6 separate regions of the Mus musculus genome follow, and all the other regions are linked to region 2. The links are chromatin loops, found by intact Hi-C in ENCODE. Cell type or tissue: left cerebral cortex. All regions are shown on one strand. Region 1 overlaps Ivd (isovaleryl coenzyme A dehydrogenase). Region 2 has its middle 7.6 kb from the start of Srp14. Region 3 overlaps Bmf (BCL2 modifying factor). Region 4 holds the start of Inafm2 (InaF motif containing 2). Region 5 holds the start of Bub1b (BUB1B, mitotic checkpoint serine/threonine kinase). Region 6 has its middle 2.8 kb from the start of Plcb2.

Evidence for each region. Peaks named below come from ENCODE experiments on the same cell type or tissue, not always from the same donor. Only the 100,000 strongest peaks of a DNase experiment are listed, where the experiment ranks them.
Region 1: it touches region 2 in a loop (2.8-fold over the local background); 16 of 42 quality-filtered maps call a loop at or near these places.
Region 3: it touches region 2 in a loop (2.9-fold over the local background); 24 of 42 quality-filtered maps call a loop at or near these places.
Region 4: it touches region 2 in a loop (2.7-fold over the local background); 11 of 42 quality-filtered maps call a loop at or near these places.
Region 5: a loop joins it to region 2, with 5 times the contacts of the local background. A loop is called at or near these places in 40 of 42 quality-filtered maps.
Region 6: it touches region 2 in a loop (3-fold over the local background); 10 of 42 quality-filtered maps call a loop at or near these places.

Annotation. Positions count from the first base shown.
Region 1 is chr2:118,868,339-118,873,338 of GRCm38, reverse strand. It overlaps Ivd (isovaleryl coenzyme A dehydrogenase), which reads right to left. Exons shown (of 12, transcript NM_019826.4): 2 at 3,815-3,904; 3 at 3,557-3,608; 4 at 1,792-1,961; 5 at 361-454; 6 at 35-171. Among named protein-coding and RNA genes, the nearest start is that of Ivd, 8.8 kb to the right of the region's middle. In left cerebral cortex, no CTCF peak of the experiment used is centred here; a DNase peak (open chromatin) is centred at 2,054.
Region 2 is chr2:118,484,762-118,489,761 of GRCm38, reverse strand. No RefSeq gene overlaps it. Among named protein-coding and RNA genes, the nearest start is that of Srp14, 7.6 kb to the right of the region's middle. In left cerebral cortex, CTCF peaks have their summits at 1,760 (motif pointing left) and 2,634 (motif pointing left); a DNase peak (open chromatin) is centred at 2,623.
Region 3 is chr2:118,542,972-118,547,971 of GRCm38, reverse strand. Bmf (BCL2 modifying factor) reads left to right here. Exons shown (of 5, transcript NM_138313.4): 3 at 960-1,256; 4 at 2,727-2,890. Among named protein-coding and RNA genes, the nearest start is that of Bmf, 4.2 kb to the left of the region's middle. In left cerebral cortex, CTCF peaks have their summits at 2,045 and 4,647 (motif pointing left); DNase peaks (open chromatin) are centred at 2,570, 3,198, 3,479, 4,751 and 3 more places; H3K4me3 peaks cover 300 bases; H3K27ac peaks cover 1,497 bases.
Region 4 is chr2:118,741,199-118,746,198 of GRCm38, reverse strand. It overlaps Inafm2 (InaF motif containing 2), which reads right to left and starts at 441. Exons shown (of 1, transcript NM_001301269.1): 1 at 1-441. The coding sequence starts at 84. In left cerebral cortex, CTCF peaks have their summits at 2,727 (motif pointing left) and 4,865; DNase peaks (open chromatin) are centred at 562, 2,737 and 4,826; H3K4me3 peaks cover 1,106 bases; H3K27ac peaks cover 179 bases.
Region 5 is chr2:118,596,290-118,601,289 of GRCm38, reverse strand. Bub1b (BUB1B, mitotic checkpoint serine/threonine kinase) reads right to left here and starts at 3,079. Exons shown (of 23, transcript NM_009773.3): 1 at 2,829-3,079; 2 at 1,006-1,152. The coding sequence starts at 2,842. In left cerebral cortex, no CTCF peak of the experiment used is centred here; a DNase peak (open chromatin) is centred at 3,102; H3K4me3 peaks cover 482 bases.
Region 6 is chr2:118,728,720-118,733,719 of GRCm38, reverse strand. No RefSeq gene overlaps it. Among named protein-coding and RNA genes, the nearest start is that of Plcb2, 2.8 kb to the right of the region's middle. In left cerebral cortex, a CTCF peak has its summit at 3,055 (motif pointing right); DNase peaks (open chromatin) are centred at 165, 3,064 and 3,434.

The sequences.
Region 1 (5,000 bases), 380 kb before region 2:
CGGAGTCTCTCTGGGTCACACCCACCACCCTCACCTTCTCCACAATGAAGGCTGTGATGCCCCGAGAAGCTGGCACAGCGGTCAAATCTGTCTTGGCATACACGACTAGGATATCAGCATCAGGGCCATTGGTGATCCAGAACTTGTTGCCATTCAGAACATAGTGATCTCCTAAGGGCAAGGCAGGAATCCAATGTTTGCTGAAGTCTCTTGGCCTGGCTTGGTCAGTCAGTCCACAGAACTGCACAGAACTGTGAGAACCAGCACAGGAACCCAGCAGAGGCCACTCCCAATTCCTACTCCCTTACTCTGAGTTTGTTTTTCTGCCTTTTCCAGATGCCCCGTGGCAAGTGACCTTACCTTTCTTTTCTGCTTTTAGCTTCATGGAGACAACGTCAGAGCCAGCATTGGGTTCACTCATGGCCAAGGCTCCGATGAACTCACCACTGATGAGCTACAAGGAAAACTCAAACCCGGTCCTGTTAGGACTGGGAAGTGTCCTGCAGTAGCTCCCAGGGACAGCCTCTTCCTCCTGCCTCCTCCTGCCCACATCCAAACTCCGCCCCCCCCACCCCCCCACCCCCCCAGTAAAACGAGCATCTGCAAGGCCTCTCTTCTACCCTTGCTTCTGCCACTTTTTGGCAGTGCCGGGATTGGCTCCAAGGTCTCACGCATGCTAAGCAAGGAATTTACCATTGAGCCCTCCCCTTACCCTATGGTTTTTATATTTTAAATATATTTGTTCTCTGTGTGTACATGTGCACATAGGCTACTGTGTATGTGTGTGTGTGTGTGTGTGTGTGTGTGTGTCTATCAGAGGACAATTCGTGGGAGCTGGTTCTTTTTCTATCATGAGTATCAAACTCAGCTCACCCAGCCTGGTGAGGCAGGCACATTTATTTACCCACTAAGCCATCTCACTGGCTCCTACTTGTTTTTTGAGATAGGGTCTTGCCAAATCCTCCAGCTTCTGCCTCCATGGCAGCTGAAACTCCACATATGTCACAAGTCACCACATCACTGGCTGAAGATTTCTTTCTTTCCTTTTTTCTTTTCTTTTTCAAGTCAGGGTTTCTTCTGTGTAGCCCTGGCTGTCCTAGAATTCACTCTGTAGACTGGGCTGGTATCAAACTCAGAAATCCACCTGCTTCTGCCTCCTGAGTAATAGGATTAAAGGTGTGCACCTTTAATTTCTTAAAGTCTGTTAAATGTTACTCATCCAACTCACAAGTTAAGCTCTGCCCTTGCTTTCTTCTTTTTCCTTTCCTTCCCTTTCCTTCCCTTTCCTTCCCTTTCCTTCCCTTCCCTTCCCTTCCCTTCCCTTCCCTTCCCTTCCCTTCCCTTTCCTTTTTTGTATGTGCACATGTATGTGGAGACTAAGGGTCAGTATTATCTTCCTCTATTGCTTTCCACCTTTATTTATTTCACCTGCATGTATGTCTGTGTACCAAATGTGTATGGTGCTTAAAGTGGCCAGAGGGGATTAGATCACGGAGGGAGGGAGTCATAGACGGTTGTGAGCCACCATATATGTGCTGGGCATTGAACTTGGGTCCTCTGGGAAGAGCAGTCAATGTTCTTACCCTAAGAGCCATCTCTCCAGCCATTTGTGCATTCAAATCTTTTGAATTAAGTATTTTAAAGCAATACCAATCCCTTCTCTCGTTATATTTAGCTTATGGCAGCAAGCCAAGAACGAGAACGTGCTTGGCCCCCACCAAGGGGAGGGCTTGTGATATGGTGGCTGTGTTGAGTCCACACGAGTGAGCGTCTCCATCCCTGTCTCCTCACCTTGGGAAGGTATTTCTCTTTCTGTGCCTCATTCCCATTTCGAACAATCTGGTTGACGCAGAGGTTGGAGTGAGCACCGTAGCTGAGCCCCACTGCTCCCGAAGCCCGGGATATCTCTTCCATTACCAACACATGTTCTAGGTAGCCCAGGCCAGAGCCACCATACTGAACTGGGAGTGGGACAGTGTGGGAAGCAGAAAGGCAGCCAGGTTACATTGGAACACAGACAGGAAGGAATCTTACATTAGTTGGCAGAAAAGAAACACCCTGGAATCTATTGTGAGTCTCCCTGGCAAGGGTGGAAGGCTGTTGTTGCCAGGGACACAGCTGGTTCTGCTAGCTGCCTGTGGGTGAACTATAGGTCAGAAGACCATCGTCTCCCACACTGGTTTTAATCCTGTCATCTTCAGTGAGGACAAGCAAAACCCTGTGCACCCACTCCTGTAGAAGACACAGGAGGCAGAAGCAGATGGATGGAGGAAGAAGGCAGGGGAACACAGAGGGGTGGGTGGGAAGGGGCCTATGCTCAGAGCACCAAAAACTCAGTTACAGGCTGTGCATGTGCAGAGGCCTCAAAAAAGATGAGACTTTTAACAAGGCTAATCGTGTTTTTTACTTACCTATGTGTGTATTTATGCCAAGTGTATGGGTGCCCTTAGAGACCTGAAGAGAACCAATCCTCTTGGGTCCCCTAGAGCAGCAGTTCTTAGCCTCTGGGTTACGACCCCTTTGGCAAACCTCCATCTTGAAAAATATTTACATTATGATTCATAACAGCAGCCAAACCACAGTTATGAAGTAGCAACAAAGATAATTTTATGGTTGAGGGTCACCACAGCATGAGGAACTGCACTACGGGGTTGCAGCATCAGAGAGGTTGAGACCACTGCCCTAGAGGTAAAGTTATAGTGGCTGTGATTCACCCAAGGTGAACAGCAAGGACTGAACTTGGGTCCTCTGGAGAACCAGGAAGCACTCTAAACGACTAAGCCATCTCTCTGGCCCAAAGGTGAGATTTTATAGCATAGCTTTGGGAACAAAGTGGAACTGATACATATAGACGTAGCATACATACACAGGCATGTACTCAGGAATGCATAAACACACATGTGTGTGCACACATACAAACATATATACAGACACACATACATAAAAATAAAAATAAAAAGCAAAAAAAAAAAACTTAAAAAAAAAAAAAAAGAGCCAGGCGTTGGTGGCGCACGCCTTTAATCCCAGCACTTGGGAGGCAGGGGCAGGCGGATTTCTGAGTTCGAGGCCAGCCTGGTCTACAAAGTGAGTTCCAGGACAGCCAGGACTACACAGAGAAACCCTGTCCTTTTGAGGTAGAGTCTCTCACTGAACCTGGAACTTAGGTTTTTTGGCTAGATTCGTAGCCAGTGAGCCCTAGCAAGCATCCAGTCCCAGCCCCGCTCAGTGCTGGGACTATAGGCGCCAGGTAGGACAGGCGTGGCTTTTACATGGTGCTGAGATCTGAGCTCTAGCCTCATGCTTACACAGCAAGCCCAGCTCGAGTCTTCTCTCCAGCCCCTTGTTTTTGTGTCTCTGAATCAGGGTCTCACTCTGTGGCTTAGGCTGGCCCGGAACTTACTCTACAGCACAGGCTGGCCTTGAACTCAGTGCAGTCCTCCTGTTTCAGCCCCCTGAGTGTTGCTGGGATTACAGGACTGTGCCACCATGCCCACTTCCTTTTATGTCTGTTTTGGCCACAGAGAGAGTTCTCTTTAGGGAAAGAAGTCAAACTCACCGGGGGCTGTGATGCCCAGTACGCCCAGGCTCCCCAGCTGTTTCCAGAACTCCTGCCAACAGAAGAGTGAGGTGGGTTATGAGAAGGCAGCTAGTCACTTGTGGCCAGAACAAGACCAAGCCATTCAGAGAAAGGGGCTATATTCTTGTTAGCAAGGCCCTGTCACCAGGAGACAGTGGCCATCTTTCTAGGCATAAGTGCAATGCAGGCAGGCGTGTCCCAGAGGCCTCCCCTCCCACAGGAACCCTTGCAACTCACTCTCAGGTTCTTGAAGTCATTGGTTTGATCAATCTCTTGGGCCTTGGGGGCCAGGTTCTCTTGAAGAAACTTAGATATAGTATGACGAAGCTAGAGGGAGAGAGATAGAGACTACTGAAACCAAGACATGACCGCCACTGAGAGACATAATGGCCCTGTGGTTGAAACGGCATATTCTGGGAGCTAGACCACGGGTACTCTCACCACACAGCATCAGGTTGAGGCTTAGGGGTCCCACTAAATTATGCTTCCTTAGCGGTGACTGTGCAGACAAGTGTTGTCAACTTGATCCAAGCTAGAGTCACCAGACAGGAGGAGCCGCAACAAGAAAATATTTCCTTAAGATGGGGTTGTAGACTGTAGGGAATTTTCTTAATTAGTGGTCAATAGGGGAGGGCCCAGTCTATTGTGGGTGGGGCTAGCCTAGGGTGGGGAGTAGTCATGGGTTCTATAGGAAAGCAGACTGAGCAAGCCACGAGGAGCAAACCAGTAAGCAGTATCGATCACTCTATGGTTTCTGCATCAGCTCCTGCCTGCCCTGACTTTGTCAAGATGGAACTGTAAGCCAAATAAACCCTTTCTTCCCCAACTTGCTTTTGGTCATGGCGTTCATCATAGCAATGGTAACTCTAACTAGGACAATGTTGGCTCCTCTTTCTTAAGATTCTTGGTTTAGGGGCTGGAGCGATGGCTCAGCGGTTAAGAGCACTGACTGCTCTTCCAGAGCTCCTGAGTTTAATTTCCAGCACCCACATGGTGGCTCACAACCATCCTTAACGAGATCTGGTGCTCTCTTCTGGAGTGTCTGAAGGCAGCTACAGTGTACTTACATATAATAAATAAATAAATCTAAAAAAAAAAGATTCTTTGTTTATACATCTTGCAAATGATTAAGACATTATCATTTTATCAATCTTAAGATTGAGTTTTGCCCAAACCGAACTTGAACTCATATACCCCAACCCCTCAATTTTTTTTTTTTTTGTTTCAGCACACTAGCAAAAAATTTATTGGGGCTCCTTCTGCTGGGTTATTCCCTGCTTTGCTCCAGAGGGGATTTTCTGTGTTTTTTTTTTAATCTCTTCTTAATTATTATTTTTTTATAATTTGGTATTTTCTTCATTTACATTTCCAATGTTATCCCAAAAGTCCCCCAACTCCCTGCCACTACCCTCCCCCCTCACTC
Region 2 (5,000 bases):
GACATAACTGCCCCATCAGATGGGTGGTCTGCTTCTGTGTCTGTTTCCCTTGTTCACCTCCCAGAGTGGTAGAGTGGCTCCTTCGTCGATGGAGATTGAGTGATAACAGGAGAGTATCTCTCACTTTGGGAGTTAGGATGCCTGGGGAGGCGATCTCTGCTGGAATCCTCACTGTATTATTTCCTGGTCATTTACTTCCAAGCTGGAAAGTTTAAACTTGGGACACTTAGGCATGGTGTCACACACCTTTAATCTCAGCACTCAAGAGGCAGAGGCAGTTAGATCTCTTGTGAGTTTCAAGCCATCTTATTCTGCATAATGAATTCCAGGACAGCCAGAGCTGTGCAGTAAGACCCTGTCTTGAAAACAAACAAACGAACTTGGTACCCCTAATCATCATAAATAGAGAACTCCGACTCCCACCCACTAACAGTGGAGGGAGAAAAAGGCCAGGAGGGGAACAAGAGCCTTCACATAGCACTCTGGATGGGGCTGCTTGCATAACAACCAGGCATCCCTGGCTTGTCCTCCGTTTCCTTTTGTACAGTGCGTGGTCCACCCTGCAATAGTGCTGCCCCACCCCCACCTCTGCACAAGGCACACGGAACCAGGGGATGTTTATGGGGTGCAGTCTCTGGCATCTGAAGTGCCACATTAAAATCTAGCCTTCACTCAACATTTCGGCAGAGCACTCCTGTAACCCCAGCACTCAGAATGCAGAGGCAGGGGAATGATGTTCAAGACAAGCATGTGTTGAGTCCTTGGAGCTTGACCTGAGGTGGACAGCAAGGGAATGAAGAAAGGACAGACACACAGACATACCATACAGGAAGCTGGGACTGGGTGGACTAGGCTCTTGGATGGAGAAACCACAGCATCCTGGAAGCTGAGTGTTTATTATATAGACTTGAAGAGGAAGGGGGAGTTACCGTATACAGCTGAACAAGGAGAGATGTTAATACAGACAGATAAACAGGGAGGCAAGATTAAGGTATACTGGATCAAGGTTTGGCTAATGTGGTAGGTACAGTCTCTAGGGGAGTATTCTTTAGTCCCTAAACATGGCAGTGTTGGTGGGATAAAGCTATGACAGACATTTCTGTACACTCTGTCTACATCCACACATGGATCAGAAGAGAAGGCTTTTCCGGGTTCCCTCTGAGCCCCACCCTGGCAGGAGATGGAGACTTTGCTGTTTTTCCATGGGTCTGAGGCTATAATCCTTGAGTGGCTAACCCCACGTCAGCATTACTCATTCAGTCAGGGTTTCACTCGGTTTTCCTCTGATCCCTACAAGCATGAGCTACAATAAAAAATTTTTTTAAAAAAGTGGCGGGCGGGGTGTGTGTGAGACATATGATGAATGGGTCAGGTGAGGTAGCTTACAGGCACAGAGGTGAGGTGAGGTAACCGTTTCTGTAGGGGGAGGGGTGGGTCTTGGGAGGACCAATTAGTTGTGCTCTGGGTACTGTTTGAGTAGGAGTGTGTGAGAACACTGACAGCTGGCTTCTCTGGGTTTCGTTTGTGGGATGTCTCTGTACAGGTCTCATTTAACTCACCCTAGTGAGGAAGACCTTCCCATTTCCAGTTGAGATGGAAGTTCTTAGAAATAAAAGTGGCTTTCGTGGGATGGAGAGATCACTTGTCGCTTAAGATCACTCTTAGCTCTTCCAGAAGACCCAGATTCTATTCCCAGCATCTACACAGCAGCTGACAACCATCTGTGACTCCAGTTCTAGGGATCTGATGCCCTCTTCTGGCCTCTGTGGGCGCTGCATGTGTGTTACACAGACTTACCTGCAGGACAAACACTCATAAACACACACAGAAAATTCTTCTTTAAAAAGTGACTTTCTTTTGGAAACACAACTAGAAAGTGCTGTGTGGAGCCTAGAATTTAAGGATTTGATGATTCTGAAGACAGGATTTTCTTTTTCCCTTGGAGTGTAAGGGAGAACAGGGCCTTGGAATGCAGGTCTAGACCCAGAGAGAGGGAAGATGACAGGAAGAGAGTGAGGTACCAGAGCTGGTCAGTTTTCTCTCTTCTTTCCCTTCTGCCATCTTTATGGCCGACTCCGTGGATGTCTGAAAGGCCCAGTCCCTGGTGTGTGTTCCATCCTGGAACCATCCATATACTCTTCCTGACACAGGGACATTATACACCGGGCCCTAAAGGTCCAGTCCCTACTTCCTCTTGGTGTCGTTTAATCCCTTTCTTGGTACTTTAGTGACAGTGGGCACGAAATATTCAAATCTCAGGACTGTTAGGAGGACTCGAAAGAACACAGGGAAGGGCCTAGAAATGAGCCTGGCACTTAGTAACGTCTCAGTAAACACGTGCTAAGCTGTTCAATGAAATTAGTCCCTCTAACAGAAACAGGTCTGTTTTGGATATCCACACAGTGAGTGCTTTGCACCATAGGGTGCCTGGTTAGTCCCTGTACAGCGAATGGATAATTCCACGGTCCACAGAAAGCCAAGCTCCCTCCTGAAGCATATTTTAAAGATAAAGCCCACAATCTAGGATATTCTTGTCTGTCTACGGTAAATTATTATCCAAGCTCTAGGAGATCCTGGGCGCCTACCGCTGCACCTGTCCATTGATGCTATGCCGTCCCCTGCTGGCTGGGAGGAGTACTGCAGGTGGGTCCCTGGGAGACTGAGCTGGGAGAGGGGTGCTGGAAGACACTGGGGCCTCCTCAGCTTTGTCTAAGGGAGCAAGAAGGGCGGTGCTAATGGCATGCGTCTGGAGGCTCTAGAGACTTCCTAAACCTCGGAGGGGCTTCGGGGACAGGTACTGAACTTCCGAAAGCGTCTGGCTATATAGCTCTTGTTAACCTGGAACTCACTAGCTAGATCAAAGTGGCTCCAACTAGCATCTATCTTCCTCTGCTTCTGCAGTGCTGGGATTGCAGGCACGTGAAACCATGCCCTCTCAGTTCTCGGATGTGGAAGTGACTTTAGGAATTAGTGTAAGCCCCTATGGGATGGTGGAATTATCTCTGTGCATCTGGTAGTCAACCCTTTGGGGTAGGAAATGATCCCCATAAATAATGTACCCAGGTTTCACACAAAAATGAGGGACCAGGGCAACCCCAGACTCTCTGGCCCCAAGTGGAAGCTGTTCACATGGTCTCTGTAGGGTACTGGGGGCAGGATTAAAATGTATCACTCCATTCTGAGGGAGAGGGCAGGGTGGCAATGAGTCCCCAGAGTTAGGGAGTCTCCCACATGTATACAACCAACACTTACTGACTGGAGAGAAGAGTAGGAATTAGCAGCTTTGAGTAGCAGCGTTCAGAGTGTGTGCCAACATGCCAGTGTGGTTACTCTTCGTAGGAACACTCAGGCTTCCGAACACACTCTTTTTTCCCACTGGCTTTCCCTGGGGTGCCTTCCTCACTAGAGCTAATCTCTTCCCACTGACCCACTAGGTCTCCAGATCTTGGGACTTCCTCTGTCACCCTGAGTCCAGCCCAGCCCTGTGTCATTCCATACTTCCTTTCAGTCACCCACTTTATCTTCAGCTCACTTTAAATTCAGTTCACTGATCCTGGGTGAGGCAGCTCGGAAACCTAGATCTACTCAGACAACTGAAAACAGTCCCCCTGGCTCAGAGGACAGTCCCTGTAAGGCACAGCATCTGTGAGTCTCGGTGCTTCTGTTTTACAGGTGGGAAACCAGAGCAGCCACCTCCAGCCTGGTTGACTGGAGCCATAACGGTGCATGATCTGATAGACCATGCACTCTTCTCCAGGGAGGCAGGCGCTTCCATGGTTCCTGACACCCCCATTTTGTAGCTGAGAAAATTAAGGTGCTTATAGATTCAAGTAAAGGTGGAATAAACAAAATAATGGACAGGAACGAAGATGAAAGTGAAAGAAATTCAAAGAAAACAAACAATCCTCACCTTACACCACACTAGTGTACACACACACACACACACACACACACACACACACACACACAGTGGGTTGGTGGGTTGGTTAGTAGGGAAGAGAAAGAGTGAACCTAAGGAAAGGAAGCTAGAAATGTAGCTCAGACTGTAAAGTGCTAGGTTTGATTCCCAGCTTTGCATAAAACTGGGCGTGTATTCAGGAGGTGGAAGCAGGAGGGTCAGAAGTTCAAGGTCATCCTCCACACTAGGGAGCTCCAGGCTGGCTTGAGCTACTTAAGAGCCTGTCTCCATTCCTGGTTCCCCCAGAAAACCATGCATGTGATCAAACAAACAAGATCCATGCAGAGGAATACAAAACCCAAAGTAGACCCTGAGCTTTGGCCAACCTGCCAATCTTGGTTGATTTGTGATCTCTTCGGTGGCTTCCTTTGGCCGTTATTGGCTAGCAGTGACCTGCATCTTGAGATGGTCACACCACACTTTGTTGGGTGGGGCAGATGTTCTGCTCTGGTAGAGCAATCTGAAAGAAAATGGCAGCTGGTGATGGGCTGGCTGTACGTCTGCCAACCAGTTGGCCTTTAGGCAGCTACGGGGTACCTTCAATACTATCCTGCTTTTCAGAGAAGAAACTCATAAGAAAAAAAAGTAACTTGTCTCTCAAGGTGTGTGTGTGCGTGTGTGCGTGTGTGCGTGTGTGTGTGTGTGTGTGTGTGTGTGTGTGTGTGCGTATAGTTACATATATATACAGTTTTGAAATTTTTTTTTAAATCCAAAGCAGAACAAGAATAGGTGTATTTTTTCCAAGGGAAAGCATTCCTGTCGACATTGCTCAGGGCTGGCTGGTTCTAGCCTGTCGTTTCATTTGGCTGAGAAGGACCACATGGCAGGCAGTCCCGGAGATTCTTATGCCTGGACAGACAAACTCTGTTGAGAGGAGGGGCAACTCTCTTACAAACTCATTTCTGAATTCCTGGTTTATAAATGTGTCTGCTATTTGCCTCTGAATGAGTTGTTACATCTACCCAGTTCCCTTAGTGATGATAATTTTGACAAAAAGATATGACGAAGATTTTAACAAAAACCATGACCATCATTTCCTTTT
Region 3 (5,000 bases), 58 kb before region 2:
AACAGCCCCACTGTGTAGGCAGGGAGAGAGCGCTCAGCAGGAGGGCTGAATTTCACTTCCTTCTGCGAGGCACTTTGCACCTATCTCAGGTTCAGCTCTGGCAGGAATGGGAGGCTGAGTGGATGAGAATTGGAAGTCACGAAGATTAGCGAGTAGAATTAGCTGGACACTTTGCTAGAGGCCGATTCAACCCTCCAGATTAACCTGTGGTGAGCAGGCAGCTTTGCTCCTCTGGACGGGAGCTAAGCCAGCTGGCCAGCTGGAGTGACTAAGTTACGTCCCCTGTTCCAGGACACACTCACCACACCACAGAGCCTGTTTGTTGTGTTGTGCAAGGAGGGGGTGGAGATGTGCAGCAGGGTGGGGCTTAGCACGTTAGGAGGGAACCTGGCTGCTCTACAATTCCTGGCTCTTGTTTTTGCTGCTTAGCCTGGAGTTCAGACTTCGCCGAGAGCCTGGAGGTTCCTGCTTAGGAAGTGTGTGTGTGTGTGTGTGTGTGTGTGCACATAAGTATGTTGTGCACTTTTGTATAGTCAGTAAGTGTCCCCTTCTGAGCCTCCACAGCCACTTACAGAGGCTAGTCTTGCTTCTATGTCCCCAGGTACCCGGTGGTAGCACCTGATCCTACCCTTGCTGTTGCTCGCAAATCCTCAGTGTCAAACTTTGTGACCAGCCTAGGTCAGAGGAGGGGGTGGGGTGGGGGATGGGGGGAGGGTGGCTCTGGCAGGTACAGAGAAAAGGCATGGAGGGGCCCTGACCATAGAGGCCACATTTTGGGGGTGAATGTCACCCTTGGTGGTGTTTTATTACCAGGGTTGTGTATCATCAGAAGTTGGCTTGGTTCCCTCACATAAGAAGAGCAGGGGTGGGGGGTGAGGGGGGAAGGAAGGAGGGGAGGGGAATCCTAGGTCTGGCCTCAGTAGGACAGCAGCCCAGATGCTTCCATTGTTCTCTGACAGGAGAGATGGAGCCACCTCAGTGTGTGGAGGAGCTAGAAGATGATGTGTTCCAGTCAGAGGATGGGGAGCCAGGGACACAGCCTGGGGGCTTGCTCTCTGCTGACCTGTTTGCCCAGAGCCAGCTGGACTGTCCCCTCAGTCGACTCCAGCTCTTCCCTCTCACCCATTGCTGTGGTCCCGGACTCCGGCCCATAAGCCAGGAAGACAAGGCCACTCAGACCCTCAGTCCAGCTTCCCCAAGCCAGGGTGTCATGCTGCCTTGTGGGGTGACAGAGGAACCCCAGAGACTCTTTTACGGTGAGTGCTCTTAACCTTAGAGATTGGGGGAAAGAGGGGACTTTCCCTCCCTAAACCTGCTCTGTACTATTTCCTTCCTCAAACTGAACAGCCAGGGCTATCTATTCAAGAGCTTTCAGCCTTCCTCACCTGAGCTTGGGCCCCCAATAGAGCAAACTGCTTTGTTCTTTCTGTTCTTCTTGGAGGGGTTTCTTGGTCCCTGCAATCTCCTTTCACATCCTATGTCGTTTCAGTGGCTCTGCCCTTTGGCCCCAGTGCTGATTTGCCTTTCTCGAGGTGGAAGGGAGTTTTAAACCATGTGTCACTGTACCACTCAGCCAGTACTTATACGGAAGATTCCCAAAGACAGAAGGTGGCTTCCAGTTGCCATTTGGGACTTTCTGTGCTGGGAAGGGGAACTGGAGAAAGAGGTTGGGCCTATCTGGGCTCAGTGCCAGGAGAGGGGTTGTTACTAAGGCTAAATCAGACAAGACCCCTTCATTTGTGGGCTTCAAGGGTTTGTTTTATGAGAAATATGCCCTCCTCTGGCAAGAGGGCAGGATTAGACACTCGGTCTGTTTTCTTCTTTTAGTGCACTGGCCTGTGGAGGGAGGGTAAAGGCTCAGAGGTCATCCTGCTGTGTCTGCGGGAGCAGACCGAGGAGCCCTGAGGAGCGCGCTGCACTTACTCTCAGAGGGAACTGCCCATAGGGCACTTCTGGAAAAGCAGTTCTGGCGGGAGTCAGAGAAGCTGGATGAGGCCTGCTTCGGGCTGGAAGAGGGAGGAGGCAGGAGGTGGCAGGCGCCCCCAGCGGCCGTTCTGGTGCCAGCACTCGGTGAGCCGACTTGGCTGCTCTGTGGGCCTCAGGAGTTTTCTCATCCGCTTTGCTGCTGCTGCTCTGATCTCTGAGTGATGAGCCCAGCTCTCCCTAACTATACTAGAAAAACGAAGGCACTTTTGGGTTTTTTTGTTTGTTTTGCTTTTCCTTGTCTGCTTTGCACAACCCAGGAACTCTGGAGAGTTATCCCAGAGAAGCGCTTCCACCTACTGCTACCCGAGTAACACATTTAGGTCAAGTACAGCCTGATAAATGCCAGAAGCTTGGCATGGTCGTCACACACGTTAGCACCCTGTGCTATGCCATGGCACTGACAGGACAGTGCTGAGGAGAAGGCAGGGTCTGTATTCTTTCCTGTTTTTCCAGCATAAGTGTGTGTGCATGTGTGCGCGTGTATATGTGTGTGCACACACGCGCTCATGTGTACTAAATATTCAGCTACTCCTAAGCTACACCCTCGGCCCTGTACCAACGTTTATAGTCTTGGGCAGCTGTCCAAGTTTGGCAGGATGCCCTGGTAAAGGCCAGGCTGCTTCCTCTTCCTTCTGTCCTGAGCTTTACCAGTAACTCCAGGTCTTGGCCAGAAAGGGCTGACATGGAGAAGATGGGCTAAGGGGAGAAAAGGCTGAGTTGTGGATTCTCTGTTTTTGCAGGCAACGCTGGCTACAGGCTTCCTCTCCCTGCCAGTTTCCCTGCAGGCTCACCCCTTGGGGAGCAGCCCCCTGAAGGACAGTTCCTTCAGCACCGAGCAGAGGTGCAGATCGCCAGAAAGCTTCAGTGTATTGCAGACCAGTTCCATCGGCTTCATACGCAACAAGTAGGCATGAGGGTTGGGGGGGGGGGGGCTTTGAGGCTGTTGAGGCTGGGAAGCCAGAGCCAGGGGTTACTAGACCTCTGGGTGTGTTTAAGAGTTTTGGTCTTGGCTACTGTCAATTACGGATGGACCCAGGTAGCACAATTAGATGAGTACTCCTGTCCTTGAGAGCTCCAGCTACCTACTCAGCTTCACAAGAGGTGGAAGATGCTGCTGCCATCACTCCCTGCCAATGGGATGGCTTCCTGTAGTCTGGTTTGACAAACTCTCTGGACCCAAGTGAAGGGCTTGCCTCTTGCCGAATGCAGCAGTGAAACTGAGCAGTTGGGGGTGTGCCTGGCCGAGGAACAGTGGGAAACCAGTAATCAGTCCTGAGATGGGGCCTGAGTGGGGGAAAGTGGTAGAACCGGTTGAAACCTGACACTTTCCAGCTGGGGAGCCAGTCCTCACTGTCTGTGTCTGGGAACCCAGGCACAGGACTCTGGAGATTGTACCTCGGAGTCTCCCCAGAGCCACGGACGGCGGGGCGCAGTGCCTGGTGCTTGGCCGGCAGCCTGGCACCAGCCCCGTCTGGGCGGAGCATCGCGTGTCAGCCGAGCATGGCAGAGTCCATCAACAAAGGCGGCGGCTGGCAGGCTCGTGCTGGAGCCCGTTGTGCCATGGATGGGAGGTTGTCCTGCTTGACAGCCCAGCCACCGTCTGTGCTGGGCCCCCAGGTGCTTAACCCTTCCCAGGCAGGCTGGCTTTCTGAATGGCTGCCAAGGCAGGGGCGGGGCCTGGGGCTGGATCCTTGCTGGTACAGATGCTACCTAGCAAAGCCACAAGACAGGGGAATGAACACAATCTCTACCTGTGGGACTGTGTTCTTATCCTTGCAGCGTGTGTGTGTGTGTGTGTGTGTGTGTGTGTGTCTGTGTGTGTCTGTGTGTGTCTGTGTGTGTGTCTGTGTTTAGATCACAGGAACAAGTAACTGTCAGGGCTGGGCATAAACCGCAGATTAGATAGGCAATTTTAGATAATTCAGATAACCAGAATAGTTACTGGTAATAGTAACTTTGACTTGAGAGACACACCATTGCGGACAGGAGAGGGTGGAGCTGACCCTGAGTTTTCTGAAAACAGGCCACAGGGTGTTATAGGCTTCCTATGCTCTCTGAGAGGGACTGGGGTGCCACAGCTATTTCTGATGGGTTTTCCTAGTCCTTAAGTGATTTGGAGAGAGGTTAGCTCTGTGCTTGGTTATAAGGCTGCCTGGCTAATTGCTGTGGCCCAGCCACGGTCCCCATTCCTTCTATGATTATATTGTCCAATCTTGGCTTAGCGAGTCCCTCCCAGTCCATGTTTGGACACTTTCTGATTCTTTCCTGCACATTTAATCCACCTTGGTCGTATTCCATGGCTCAGCCCAGCTCACTCATGGTGTCTGGTCCTGACACTGACGAGGATGGGGCGACACAGTGGCCATAGTCTCTGCCTCATCTAGAGCACGTCTGGAGGCTTTCTTTCTTCACTCACAATCATCTGGCCTCTGTTAACAGCTGTTTCCCAGGATAGCCCCCTGTCCGTTAGTGAGCTCTGGCATGCTGGAGACCAGGCTAGAGGCCTCCTCACAGCTGGTTCAGGAGAAGACCCTGTCCTGAGGTCTCCCTACTCTTCACTGACTGACAAATTAATTCTCCTAGTTAGGGCTGCTTCTTTGAGGGCACAGGTCAGTTCTAGATATGGTGCTATTGTCTCATCCAGAGTGCCCCCAAGAGGTGGGAAGGAGAATTGCATGAGAGTATGACTGTTGGCTGCCCTTTTGTCCTTGTAATAGACCTCAGTTGTTGTTATTTTCTCCTTTTCCTGCCCAGTGAGATGTGGGACATTACAATGATGTAGAAAGGCATGCTGGCATATTGAGTGTATCAGTCCTGGCCCTAGGCCAGCAGGTGTCTAACTGCCCTGGGTGTTAGTTTATGTTGGCCATATTCCTTGTGCCTACCTCTAGGCCATTTGTTTTTCTCATATATTTCCTGAGGAGTGTGGTTAAGTGGAAGACTTAATCTGGCTCCCTAGGTTGCTGGTTTAGAGTGGCTCCCCTAGAGTCACAGACAAGAATTTATAGGCAGAA
Region 4 (5,000 bases), 260 kb before region 2:
CTTGGCCGCCATCTTCGCCTTCTTGTCCCCGGTGTAGGTGGCCGGCTTGCCCCGCTCGGCCGGGGCCGCGTCGCGCTCCTTCATGGGGGGGCCCCGGCCTTTGCCCCGGTGCTCCACGGCCCCGGCTGGAGGGGGCCTGGCGGCCTGCGAGGACTGGGCAGGGGGCGTCTCGGCGCCCTGGCTTCCCGGCGGCCCCGCGCTCCGCCGCTGCTCCTCACGCCGCCCGCCCGCAGCCCGCCACCGCGTCGCTGCCGCCGCCGGGGCCTGGGCCCGTCACCGCCGCCAGCGCCGCCGCCGCCGCCGGCCCGCCAGCTGCTTCCCGGCCGCCGCCACAGCCACAGCCGCCCGACTCCGCGTCCCCATCCGCTGCCGCTGCCGCCGCCTGCCCGGCCGCCGGCCGCCTGGTCTCCAGTGGCCGCGCGGACCGCGCGCTCCGGCTCTAGCCCGGCTCCCCCGCGGGGCGCGCCGGTGCAGGGGGCGGGGCCGCGCGCTGCCGGGGGGCTGCCCCTTAAAAGGGCGATGTAGGGGCCCGGAAGTGCCGCGCTGGGAGGCGGCTGCGGCGGGGAATCGTGGGCCCCGTGGGGGACGCCCAGTTAAGAGAGAGTTAAGGGAGGCTGGGCCTTAAAGGGGCGACAGGAGCTTCTTTAAAGGGGGAAAGGCACTTTGCGGGAGGGAGTGCGGAACCGGGAGGTGGCAGGGAGGGGCAGGCTCCGTAGAAAGCTGTCAACTCAGGCGTCTCCTCACATGGCCCAGGCTAGGAGATGGTAGGTGGGAGAACTAACCAGGCCCACCTACACCGGGTCTCCGAAGTGGAGCTAACACTAAGCTTGTGCTCTCGGGTAGCTCTAGAATAGTGAGGGGATAGTGTCCCAGATCCCTTCACCCCAAAGAGCCTGGTTCGGGTCTGGGAACCTGGCGCCCGCACACCGCAGTCAGTCTCGCTTCCTTTTTTCTGTTGGTCTGGACTCCGAGACCACTCGAATCTTGCCTGATTGGGTCCTCTTAGGACCCTTGAGTCAGACTACTGTGAGCCACAGGGACAAGAGCCAAAGGTTGAGTTTGTTTCTTAGGCTGACCTGCCAGCATAATCTCAAATCCCACAACAGGTCTCAGGTCCTACTTTCTGGTCTTCTGACTTTCAGGACTGGTCTCGAATTGTACCCAAGGGGCTGCACTGAACTGGTGGAGGACATCTCCCAGCGTTTTCATTCTTTGATTCTCTTCAACCCCAGGATGTAGAGAACTGTCTTTTCCCATTGAGGCTTGTTCCTTCCAGGCTTCAGCCTTTTTGCTCTTAGGGCCCTTTGGATGCCGGCCACCCCTCTGCACGCAGGGACTCTTAGTACCACCCTTTCTATACTTTCACCCTCTTCCCCTTTGCTTGTTTCATCCCTATTTCCTCTTTGTAATTCACCGCGATTGATTTCTGGGTGCCTCTTGCTTGACTCTCCCTGTGTTCCCAAAACTGTCTTTGTGAGCAGCCTGGATGTCTCAGTGGATTAGAGAACTATGAGTCTGAGTAGGAGAAAGGTCTGTGGTCCTGATGTAGTTGGGGTGGGGCGTGGCCTCTGCGAGGGCCCCACTGACTTCTAACCTCTTGGGCAGGACTCCCTCTGCCCTTTCCACTTCTCCCTTTCCTTTGACTTTGACTTTCCTTATCCAAGCCCTTCCCCAAATTTTCCATCCCATGGAAGCGCTACCAGAATGCAGTGTACTAGTGGGCTTCGAACCACAAGTTTCTAATCTGGTCCTGGTTGGAGGCTCAGGTGGGGCTGTGTCTCTAGCAATGGGCCACCCAATACTATTTCAAGGAGCCTTTTGTTTGTTTGTTTTTTGTTTGTTTGGTTGGTTGGTTTGGTTTTTCGAGACAGGATTTCTCTGTGTAGCCCTGGCTGTCCTGGAACTCACTCTGTAGACCAGGCTGGCCTCGGACTCCGAAATCCACCTGCCTCTGCCTCCCAAGTGTGGGATTAAAGGCATGCGCCACCACTGCCTGGCAAACCGTGCCTTTTTAATTTCTGAGATATTACAAGGACATTGAGAGTTTAGTGTTTATGGGCTTCTGTGGATTGATAGGTGGTGGTGGTGGTGGTGGTGGTGGTGGTGGTGGTGGTGGTGTGTGTGTGTGTGTGTATGAGAGAGAGACACACACAGGGGTGGGGGCGGGACGGGGTACTGTTCTGGAGCAGCCAGAGCAGGTCTTGAAGGTGGCCTGTAGTATTAAAGTCCAAAAATTGCAATCAAATGTCCTTTTCTCCTTTCTCAGTTGTTCTCTGGCCTTCCTGGTGGGGTTGATCGTAGGACCATCCCAAGGTGAATTACAGTTTAAGATCTCACACAAGATCTTAAATCTTTGTTAAAGCCCCCTTGACTCCCTTTCTGGAATGCACTCCATATTGCCTCTTCATATTTCTGCTGCAAATTACACTTCCTTTTTCTTGCTTGCTTCCCAGCAGAGTCGGGAAAACAACGTGTCACTCCTTCTTTATTCTAAACAATGATGTACTTGAAGCTCTTATTCAATTCCTCTCCCTATTCTTCCCCAAATGAAACAGTGCCAGATTCTTTAACCTGTCGTCAATAAGCACTATTTATTATCTAGATTTACATAGTGTCTTTTACCCCTGGAACTCAAAATGCTTTCAGATATAATTGAGCCTGATCTCCCTGGTGCCTGAGCCATTAAGAAACCATTAGCGTATTCCTGTTGCCGGCAAGTAAATGGCCCCCTAGTGGCCTGAAAGTGAATATGCTTTTCTAAGTGCCTCTCCCCCACCAAGGTTAGGCAGGAACTCAAGAATCAAAGCAAGTTTGGGGACAGAATGGACCCAAAAGGCCATCTTTGGTGAATATCCTCAACCACCCTAGAGCCTCTTGTACAACATTCCTGTGGAGTGCTGTGCCGCCTCAGCTAAATGACTGTCTCTGCCGAGCAGCCACGCTGTCTGCTCCCTGAAGAAGTCCTTTCAGCCTCTAGAAAAGTTCAAAGCAATCAAAGCAGAGGCACAACCTTATAGTCTTGGTATGTGCCAGGCACTATGTCTGAAGTCATAACTATTTGCAATATACTAGGGAGCTAATATCTATCTCCATTTTGTAGAAGAAACTGGTGCTTACCCAGGATCACGTGACTAGAATTCAAGTAACACTCAAGTCTTTCTGACTTCAGGACTTAGATGCGTAATTCTTGCTCTACTCTGCTTGGAAGCACAGCCAAACCTTGTCTCTGTAGACAAGGTTTATTCTGTGGGGGCACCAGCCACGAGTCCATGGGATAGAGATACTCTGCTAGGAGTATTGGCTATGGACAGCTCCCTGCTGCTACTGTTCCTGGCAACTGTCCTCAGGCAGGAAAGGAAGTTGCCTCTTTCTCCCCAACTACCAGGCCATTAAGTAGAATGAAACTGTGATGAAACCCAACCAGAGATCTGCAGCGTCCTTCTGGGCAAGAGGGAAGGCACCGTGCACCCTGAAGGAGTTGCAGAAGTGGACGCCATGGACTGGCAGGAGGCAGAGGCAGATGTGTAGTATAGGTGAGTGGGGTGTGGGAAAGACTGAACATGACATTGAGTTAGGGAGTCTGTTGTTATGGAAGCACTAGCCTGGGAAGCAGGATTTTGTGCCCTGATAAAGACCTTGGGAGACTGGAGCAACACCAGAATAAAATGCCAGAACTGCCGTGGAAGAAGGGTTTAAAAAAAAACACTAAGAGCTGGGGTGCTACTGTGGATAGTCTATGTGTGGCCAGGAGCCTATTTAAGCCTGGCCAGAAGGCTCAGACAATACTTGGGTATCAAAGCAATGAGGACTGGCTGGTGGGACAGATACCCATATTGTACCATGGGGCTTCTCAGTGTGAGCTGTCCTCTGGAAGCCAGCAAGAGGCTGCTCTATAACTGATCTGAAATAACAGAAGCTGGTTGCTGAGCTGTTAACATGATGAGCATCCAGTGCAGGTAGGGTTCCTGTCCAGTAGATCTACGGATCAGGTTGATACTGTCATGGCCCTGGGGCAAGCTAGCTGGCCAGCTCACAATGGTTCATTGTGCCTCAGTTGTGCCAGAGGCTCTCAAGCACTTTATCTCAGGTTTCCAGAGCTAGCCTTGGTAGCACATGCATGTAGTCCTAGCTACCTGAGAGGCTGAGGTAGGGAAGCCACTCCAGGCTGGGAATTCAAGACCAAACTTGGCAACATGAGACAGACATTTAAAAAATTGAGTTTTGTTGGGCTAGAGAGATGACTTGGCAGTTGAGAGCATTGAACTGGCTGCTCTTCCAGAGGACCCGAGTTCAATTCCCAGCACCCACATGGCAGCTCACAACTGTCTGTAACTCTAAGATCTGATACCCTCACACACACATGTAGGCAAAACGCTGATGCACCTAAATAAATCCTTTTGTTTGTGTGGGTTATAGTTATTAATAAATTTCCATATTAGAAATGAGGCAGGGATTTATAAACTATTAATTTGTTAGGACATTACAACTCCATTGCATGTGAATAAAGGACATGTTTTTATGAAAATCACTATATTTCTTTTTAAAACAGTTTTTTTAAAGTAACGTGGTTATTTTTAAAGTAAGTTGACTTACTAAGTTGCCAAGGTGGGTTACAGGTAGCCCTGGCTTTCTTGGAACTTGCTATGTAGATGAGGCCAGCTTTCAACTCACAGGGCTCTGCCTGTCTCTGCCTCCCCAGTGTTGTGATTAAAGGCGTGTGTCACTATGCCTGGCCAGTTTCACATTTTTACAACTCCAATGAACGTTGCTTTACAGAAGACAGCTGGAGGCTTACTTTTGCTGGCACTGTGCTCCTTCGGTCAAAATATATAAAGAAAATCTGGCATCGTGTAGATGTGTGGTTGGAAAATAGAGGAGTATTTTAGTAGTCTTTCGGATCGCTGTGGCTATTTTTTGTACTACACCGAATCTCAACAAGTGCTAAGTGGAAGTTGCAATGCAGACTATAAACGTTATTACTAGCCGGGTGGGGGTGGCAG
Region 5 (5,000 bases), 110 kb before region 2:
CACACTGCACATGGCTCAGCCCCAGAGACTCAGGGTCACTGGGTACTACGGCTCTCTGCAGCTGCCCAGCATCTCAAGGCAGCTCTCCTGCACATCCATTATCCTTGAAAAGATCACATTTCAGAGTATGATTTCAATCAAATGAGTATAATTTCCACACACCCAGAGCCCTACAATCATAAGCTGAATGTTCTCAAGCTCCGGGCTGTCTACAACATCACAGTAGGAGACACTGAGAAGGCAAGAGACGTCAACGGTCGTTGTAAAAGCAAAAGTGAGGCCAGAGACTGGGATGAGACATGACAGGAGCAGACAGCAGGAGAGTCAGACAAGTAGAGAGCCCAGTGCAGGACGAAGCTCCAGGCACCAGAGCAAGCGCTAAGAATAAAATAAAGCCACAGTGGCACATGGCGTCATCCCAGCACTCAGGAAGCAAAAGCAGGCGGTTCTCTGAGTTCAAGGCCACCCTGGAACTTCACAGTGAGTTCTAAGCCAGAAAGAGCCAGTCTCACAAAAACAAAAACAGAATGCTACCATCTACAACAAAACCATAAAAGCACGGTTCTCAAAGATCTAATTCAATGAGTATGGTTACACTTTACATTTTAGCCTGAAATAAATACTATCTCATGCTATTGAAAGCTTGCAATCAGAAAACCGGAAGAACAGATTTCCATACTCTCACTGAAGAGTATTCCTTAGGGCAGTGGTTCTCAGCCTGTGGGCTGCAACTGCTTTGGGAGTCAAAGGACCTTCACACAGGGTTGCATATCAGATCTCTTATACAACAGATACGTAACAGTAGCAAAATTACAGTTATGAAGCAGCAAAGTATGCTATGGTTGGGGGGGAAGGGTTGTCACCACAACATGAGGAACTGTATTAAAGGGTCACAGCGTTAGGAAGGTTGAGAGCCACTGCCTGTAGGCCTTCGGCAGCTTCACCCCCATGCTGCCTATCACACCAGGGACTTACAAGCTGAACACAAAGCATTCCACTACATACCGTTTCTGCTGCTGCAGAGCAGTGTGGCCGGCTGACTCTTGCTTTGCCAAAGCTCCCTGAAGTGTGGACATGACCCGCCCGTGCCGTAAGGGCTGTATGTTTTCTTTACTCAGCTCCCACTCTGCTCCCTCCAGGCACATGGCTTCACTGGGAAGAAGGAAACAGAAATGAAGCCCACGCCAACAGTGTTACAGCACAGTACTGTGATGACATCTTCAGAGAGGGGATTTCTGGCTCTTTGGGGTTGGACGCAGCTGGTTCGCCAGGAGCATCATCATTCTCTTCAGCTTCAGAGCCTATCCCACGCTCTACAAGTAAATGCTCAACACAAGAGAGAACATGGCAAGGGTGTTGGTGACAGTATTGTACAAATAAAGTTAAAGCTAGGAAAAATAATTTTTAAAAGCATCTTAAGTTTAGCGAAGTTAACTTAAATTTAGAAAAAAACAAAAAACAGAAAACTAGCAGCTTTATGTCTGACATGGGTTCCCACTGACAATGAGACACCAGTAGCAGCATCCACTCCTGTTTCTAAATACGTACATGATTAGCTCTTTTTTAAAAAAAAAATGTATTTATAAAACAAAACATAACTAAACAAAACAAGCCGGGTGATGGTAGCACACGCCTTTAATCCCAGCACTCAGGAGGCAGAGGCAGGCGGATTTCTGAGTTCGAGGTTAGCCTGGTCTACATAGTGAGTTCCAGGACAGCCGGGGCTATAAGGGGAAACCCTGTCTCGAAAAAAACAAAAAACAAAACAAAACAAAAATGTATTTATTCTCACCCCCCCCCCCCGCCGTGTGTGTGTGTGTGTGTGTGTGTGTGTGTGTGTGTAAGTCAGGCCACAACCTTAGAGTTGTTTCTCTCCTTCCACCATGGGGTTTCGGGGGTGGGGGAGGGGTGACCAAACAGGTCCTCAGTCTTGGTTAGCAATTATCTCTATCCACAGAGCCATCTCACCTGTCCGTGACTAGTTCCTTCTAGTTCAGACCCAAGTGCCATCTCATCAGGGAGGCCTCTGTTCAAATCTCCCTCTGCCCCGACTCCCCCACCCCCAAGCCTCATTGCTGGGTAATGAACTAAGGCCTTATGTACCTTGAACAAGTGCCCTTCCTGAGTTACATGTCCAAACCCTTCTGAAACCACACTAGTTCTACCTCCAATGCCGTCTTCTCTTGCTTTACACTTGTTAATACTGATTCTATCTGATGTTAAACATGTCTTATTGCCCATCCGCGACACACACCCCGATTCATTCCTCCCCAGAACTTAAGCTTCACAAAGGTTGGGATTTTGTGTCTTTTACTGTTCGCCTTCAGTGCTCAAAATGGTAGTCGATAAATTCTCTTCCATGAATGACAGCTTATGACAGCAATTACCCAGTTATTATAAGTTCCATAATTGAAATGCATCTTAAATTCTAACCTAGAAAAACCCTCTATATTTTATGATGAGGAAAAGCTGCAAGTGCTCTGCTCTTCAGATCCCTAAGCTGCTAGCAAAGTGAGAACACTTATTAGTTGAAAGCAGGTACTTTACAAACATCTTGAATCCTCCCAGAACTCCATAAAGCAGCATTAATATCTGCGTGCCCCCACCCCTCCGTAAACATGTTCAAGGTCAAATAAAAACGGCTGAGGTGAGTTTCAGAACCAGATCATATGGCAAATTCCAAACTCTCCCAGTCTTGCCCCCTGGCTGGATGCAGGGCTCCACGCCGTTGGGAAGGGGGTTTGGGGAGACCTGCTCTTGGCCGACCTCCTCGATCCTCCCCTCGCCAGCCGAGCACCCAGCGGCAGCAATTTGCGTCCGGTCCTTACCTCGCCTCCGCCATCCTGCATTCCCAATACTTGCTCTCGCCCTTCCGCAGACCTTTATCCTCCGAGTGCTAACTGAGTCTCCCTCAACCTTCAGCTGGCTCTGGAGCTGCGAAGATCGTCACCCCGTGCTCCTAAACAAAACCACGCACCCGATTCCTTCTCAGAATAGCCTCCTCACGCCCCCATCACGCACGGGCCGCCAAGTTTCAAATTTAACGTCTCTTGACGCAGACGTAGCCTCGCCGCTCCCCGCTCCCGCTCCTCCCAAAGCATTCTGGGGATTGTAGTGTATCCCGGGTTTAAGCACGCGCTGCGCAATGCACAATGGGAGTTGTAGTTTCAGGTTTGAGGTGCAAGGACCAATGGTTGTCCTAGCACTGCAGCGTGCTCAGGCACTTCGAGTTTGCTCTGTGTTTCCTTTCTAAGACAAGCCTTCGAACCCAGGGAGAGACACTTTATTAACAAGAGGTTCTTTGATGGTTTCAGTTTCATAACGTGTCTTTGAGTACATTACTCTTCTGGGTTGCTCCGAACAATTAACTGTGCTACGCCTAGGTCTTGTCTGAGCCCCAGGTCTTAACACCTGTCCAGGGATCCTTAGGCCACTCTCACCCAGCTGTTTCCTGTGGAAAGACTGTGTTCTCGTTTTTCTCTTTTACACAAGACCTGGTTTAGCACTGCACTTCCTTTCCCCAGCAAGCCCTTTGACCTCTACAACTTCTCAACTTTGACCAACTTCCTTTAAATTCTCTTGGAAGTGTACCATTTGTTCTCTCATGCAGCCTACCAGATGTCCTGTAAACTACGATCTAACACAGAATACAAACAGGGTAAGCGCTTTGCCTGTCTCACTGGAGCTAAAGGCTTGGTAATGCAGGCCTATAGTTCAGCTACTCTGGAGACTGAGATGTGAGGACCAAGACTTCAAGACCATCCAGGGCAACTTTACTTCACAATAAAAAGTTTGCTTTTGTTTTTTGTTTGTTTTTGTTTTTCAAAACAAGGGTTCTCTGTGTAGCCTTGGCTATCCTGGAACTCGCTCTGTAGATCAGGCTATAAAAATAACTTTTATTCTCCTGTTGTGATTGTTGTCTGAGGGGCTTACTGCCTCCATCTGCTGACCTAGATCCACTCCTAGAAAATTCTAGCCTCCATAAGATCTAATCTAGGTCAGCCTCTCAATTTTGTTGAATAAGCTCACCCTTTCTTGTTCTTTCTGAAGTCTACCTGGCTGGTTCAACTCAGCTGTTCTGGCTCAAACTCCTCTCCCAGCTGACTGACTCAATCTGGCTTCTCTCCCAGCCCCTGAATTGCTCTGCTTGGCCTCAAACTCACTCTAGCAGTCTTTTCTATTTCCTAATCTTCTGGCTCTTTCTCAATCTCTTGCTCATTCTGTCTTTACCTGTGTCCAGCTTGTTCTCTTTTCAACCTGCCTCCCTCTCCCTCCCGTGCTGCTCTACTCTCCCTCGCAACAATACTGCACTGCTCTCCAGGACTGCTGTATCCTGTACTACACTCTCTTCCTTACTGCACTGCCTCTCCCTTAAGACTCAATCTTCCCTCCCTCTCTCGTCTCCTTAGAGGTGTACATAGCCCATTCTGTCAAATTTTTCTCCGTTTGTTGGGGCGGGGGTATACAAACAAACAAGGAATGTCAGGGCGTCGATACCCAGACCAGAAACAGATAAATTAGTCATTTGAGCATATAACTTCCAACTAGGCTCTGGAGTAGAGAGGGGAGCCATGGGAATTTCTCTACAGAAGACAGTGAACCTGAGGGAAAGGACGAGTTGGCACAATCTACCCATCAGAACAAATCAAGTTCTGAAGCAACTGAGGTGTGTGTCTGTGGTAGATTCCCACCTCTCTATTTCCACCATTATCCAGTGAGTTTCCTCACCCAGCTCCCTACTCTTGGACCTCTATGCTGCCCCATCAAAAAGTGCCAGATTATACTCCACTTTCTCCTAACCATCATATAGAAAACAGGGCTAAATAGTGATGAGATGCTCCTGACAGGGTTTTAAGTTACCAATACGTGTTATAGGAGACTAGAGATTTAGTGTTTGGTTGTTTCTGAAATGCTGGGTTATGTGGAACAGCTCCCCTCAGGACTTCTTCATCTATCAGATTGCACCTTGAATCTTTAAGGGTGTGCATCAGTATTCCTGA
Region 6 (5,000 bases), 240 kb before region 2:
TTATTCTGGTGGAATTGCAAGACAGAGAGCTGCTAGGCTCACAGGCAGCTTCAATCCAACCACTCAAGAGCGTCCGCTTTTATTGGCAGCTCTGTCTTTTGACTCAGATGGAGCTGGCTGTCAGCAAAATCCCTGTTTTATTCACACATGCTTCTGCTAAGCCGACACTTCCCCCACCCTGTCCCCATACAGCCGGTGTCTTGGAGCCAAGCCTGGATCCCTCAATGAAGCCCTTTCATCTTACCTTGTGGGTTTGAGCTGTTGCTCCAGCAGAGTAGGTTGTGTTTGGTCCCAATTCTCCCCAAATATCCCTGTAATGACTAGCTTCCTGCTAGTCACAGAACCAAGAGGCCGTGGTTCTATCTGGGCCCTAATTAAAAAAAATAATAAAGGCTGGGGGATGGACCAAATTAGGAGTAAAGAGAGAAGCAATCGATTGCACCTAGGACATTTCCTATGTGTGATGCACTGTGCTTCAGAGACAGACATCAACTAATTTATTCTCCTCATCCATATGAAAACTGGCCCCTTTTACAGATGTATAAACAAAGGTAGAACAGCTAAGAGATGATGCCTAAACAGCACATACTGAGTCAAGTGTCATGTTTTTCTACCATCTGCATCTCTCACCCCCAAGGTGACCGGTGACCGTCTCTTGGAGACACACGTTGGCCCTCCTGATGGGAGTGGGATTTTTAGAACTGGAGCATTTGGGGCCTAATTAGATTCATCATCACTGAGCTGCCCTTTTGCTGGGAGCCCACAGCAAACTTCTGGGACTTGAAACAATCCGCTAGGGTCCTGGAACATGGATCAGGTAAGTTTGATCCCAAATGACACTTCAAAAGGAAACATACAGCCAGGAGTGGTGGCACACACCTTTATCCTAGCATGGAGGAGACAGAGGCAGGTGGATCTCTGTGCGTTCAGGGCTAACCTGATCTATGTAGTGAGCTTCAGGATGGCCAGGGCTACAACAGGGTCACACAGAGATAGCCTGTCTTCAAACCGAAACAAAAATCATATTTGAGACTGCTCCTTCTGATCTTTTCCATGATGACATTCCAGGTGGTTCTTCTGTCACCCAGAGGGGAGGGAGGGAAGCCGAACAACATCTGACTCTGAGAATTCTAGAGAATTTTTATTTATTCATGCATTTGGTTATGAGGTAGAATCTTATTGCATAGCCAAGGCTGCCTTCAAATGTGTGATCCTCCTGCTTCAGCCTCTTGAGTGTTAGGACTACGTGTATGTGCCACTATTCCTGGCTACAGAGAACTCTTTTTTTCAATTTAATTAAAAATTTTTTTAAAATTTTGAGTCAGAGCCTTACTCTGTGGCCCAAGCTGGCCACCAACTTGTGGCGATCTCCCTGCCTCAGCTGTCTGAATTCTGGGATTATAAGCCCAGTTTCAGAGGATGCTTGAAGCTTCTTGGTTGCCTTAGCACCTTGGCACCTGGTCCGTATTTTGTCTCTGCCTTCACTCACACTCAGTTTCCAGCACTGCAGTGGGCAGCTGATGCAAGGAGTTTCAGCTGATGACAGCTGGACTGGTATCGCCCTGGGTCCACATCTTCGCATCTGTCTTATTGGCTGTTGGGGTTGAGCTGAGAGACACATGGGAGGCTGTGGTTTGTTAATAAATTGAGCCCCAGTGCTGGTAACTATGAGTTCAGGCAGCTTGGAGACAACAGATTTCAAGACTACAGTTGAGGCGTCTCTAATTTGGTTTGCTCTGGGAAAGTGAGTCCAAGCACGTGATTCTTACAAACAGCTGTAGTGTGTGTGTGTGTGTGTGTGTGTGTGTGTGTGTGTGTGTGTGTGTGTGTGTGTGTGTGTGTGAAGCAAGTCAGTGAAGACACATGTAGAAAGAACAGCATGTGTACAATTATCCCTTGGTATATACATGGGTTGTTGGCTTCTGGGTCCCTGTATCCACCAGAATCCAAAGATATTCCTTATATAAGATGGTATAGCATTTGCATATTGCCTACCATACCTTCCACATTCTGTAAGCCATATTGAGATCCTTATGCCTGATATGTAAATGCCATGAAAATACTTATTACCCTGTATTATATAGAAAGATACTGACAAGAAAAACATGTCTGCATGTTCAATACAGATGCCATTTTTACCATTAAAAAACTATGAGGTTGGTTGACTTTACAGATGCAGAACCTATGGGTTCAGAGGCTAACTCACTGAGAAGGAGTAAGAAAGGGACAGACATAGTGGTACATGCCTGTGCTTCCAGCACTGGAGAAGCTGAAGTGGGAGGGGGTGTCCTAGGTCAGGCTGGGAGCATGGGAAGTTGGGACCTAACCTTGGGAGGCAGCTGGTGAGCATAAGCTCTGTCCCCAAAGCTCCCACATGATACTGCTGTCTCAGTATCGCAAATGGAATATCTACCAGCATCCTCCTAGAGTGGCTGCTTCCCCTGGGCCCATCCCTTTCCCTTGCAAGCTCAGGGACATCCCTATGAGGTACCTGTATAGTGAGGTATTCCCACTATACAGGTGAGAAAGATGAGGTGCTTTAAAAGGTGAGCATCACCAGATAGACTTACTCAGTAATTGGCTGGGTTCATAGAACAGTGTGTGGAAAACAGGCTTCAGAGGATGCCACAACGGATCCCTCTCCATGACAGGAGCAAAGTAGCCATTGCCCCCAACCCAATACACAAGGTGCCTCCCTGTTCCTGAATCCCACTGCATCAGGTGAGAAAATTATCCACCTGGCCAGTAATTCTGGCACCTGAAGATAAGAGTTTAGCTTCCACCCCTGAACTTCTCTGGTGAGCAGATTGGAAACCCAGTCACCCCATGAGTCCAGTGCCACCAGTGAGCTGGGCGAGCTGGGATTGGGACTGGGACCTCCTCCCCTCTGCACCCCTGCAGAGACAGCTGTTGAGTGTAAGCTCCCTCCCTGCCTGCAGCCCACAGCTCCCACCTGTCAAGCGCAGTGACACAGATCTACCAGCGACTTCCTGGAGTGGCTGATTCAGGAGTCTGCCTCTTTCCCTATCAGGCTCAGCTTTCCCATGAGCCCAGCAGGGGGCATCCTTGCCCTTCCACTCTCCACCCTGGGGGGTTAGATTGGCCTCCCGCCAAGGGGAAGCCTTCCAATCCACAAGGCCCAAGAGTCAGTCCAAGGCTAACTTCCCAAATGTATTCCTGAGACTTCTTCTCTTCCTTCAGCCACGACCACTCTACTATTATTGACATTACGGTTTTTTTTTTCTTCCTTTGTCAACTTAATATTTTTAAAACTTGAACTCCAGCGTTCTAACAATCTTCCAGCTTGTCCCCCAAAGAGCTGTGACTACAGACGTGTTTTGCCATGCTGGGCAATGTATATATATTTTTAAAAGAGGAAACCCCTCTTCAGTAAAGGTCTTTCAAATAGCTTGCTGCTCTTTTGGCTGGCATCCAGATTTAGCAGGTGAGCGCCACTGATGTTACTACAGTCAGGAATCCCAGAGCCTGTCCAGGGGATGCCATCAATGGGTATGGATATAAAGTTTCTCTTCTGTGGGCTTAGGGCCAGAGATGGAAGGTGCAAAGAACCCAGAATTCTTTGAAGGAGGAACAGAGACACCCCTCCTCCCTTCTAGGCTTTCTTCCAGGCCTATGGCTGCAGGCAAGACAGGAAGGAGGAACTTGGAAATGGGGACTAGCTCCGTGCAGGTGACAGGTGTAGGCTTTGGGAAGGGGCAGGGATTTCCCTTGCAAAATTCATTCAAACAGACAGGAAACCTGATCCCACAGAGACAGCCAGATGTGCAGGGGCTCCCAGGAGTCTCCCAGGGAGATCCAAGGCTGAAGGCAGGGCTTGAGGAGAGACACTGAGGGAGGGGTTGGAACACCTGTCACCTGCAGGAGTTTGGGAGCCGGTTTCCAGGCCGTTCATTCAGATCTGGTCTTAGAATTGCTTTTCTGGGGACAATTAATTTCTAAGCTAGCTTTCTTTGAGAAGTTCACTACTTTTATTGGGGGTGGGGTGGGAGGTGGGCAGGCTCTCTTGTAGCCTAGTCTTGAACTCCTGACCCCATCCCTCTAGTGCCAGAGACCCACAGTTTACCTTTTGATTCTCACTAACCCTAACTAACCTGTTCATCTAAACCTGTTCTCTCTTGCCCGCCCCTACTCTCATGCACTGGCTCCTAGCCAGTAGTTCCAGGGCCTGGAGAGGGTAGTTCACAGTTGTCAGGGGTGGCACACAGACCCCTGATGGGACCTGTTGCAGAAGGCCAGGGCCTCAGAGGGGAAGGAAATCATGGGTTAAGCTTCTAGCCTCCCCAACGGTGCTAAGCCATTTGATAAGAGTGCATTATTAGGTAAGAGGAAGTGACTGGGGCCTGAGCTGGGCTGGAACTGAGCCTCTGGGATAGATATGGACGATGTAAGGATCACAACACCTAGAACCGAACTGGGTTAGAGTGGGCTAAACCCTGAACAGGGGGCTAGAGCAGGCTCTGGTCTGCCTCTCAGAACCTCTCTCCTCCAGGATCTGTGTGTGAGGCAACACAGTGCATGAAGGAACACTCCAGTGCTGGCGGCAGCAAAGGGCCTCTTAGGCTGTGAGGCAGCTGCTGGGCAGTGGAGTTTTTAGGTATTCATTGAAAGGTTCAAAGATGCAGAGAAGTGTCATGGGTGAGAGGCATACTGCCTCACCTGGCTCTCATTTTCATGGGGAGGAAGCACTGAGAAAGAGGAGCTGGGTGTCCGAGAGACTTTGCTTATTCAAAACACTCAGTGCCAGCTGGGACCCGGCCCATCCCTGACTCCCACTTCCAGATCCCGCCCTCTGAGGACAGAACCCCTGCTCTGTGGAGGACCCTTTTCCTAAAGAACTGTTTGTGTTCTTGCCTCAGCCCAAGGCTCAGGAATGGTATCTCCCACCCCCCTCCATGATATATCACTTTCTTCCATTGGCGGGGGGGGGGGGTGTGTAAATCTGAGTAAAGCCTGTCTTTGTAACGGGGTCCTGGCCCCAA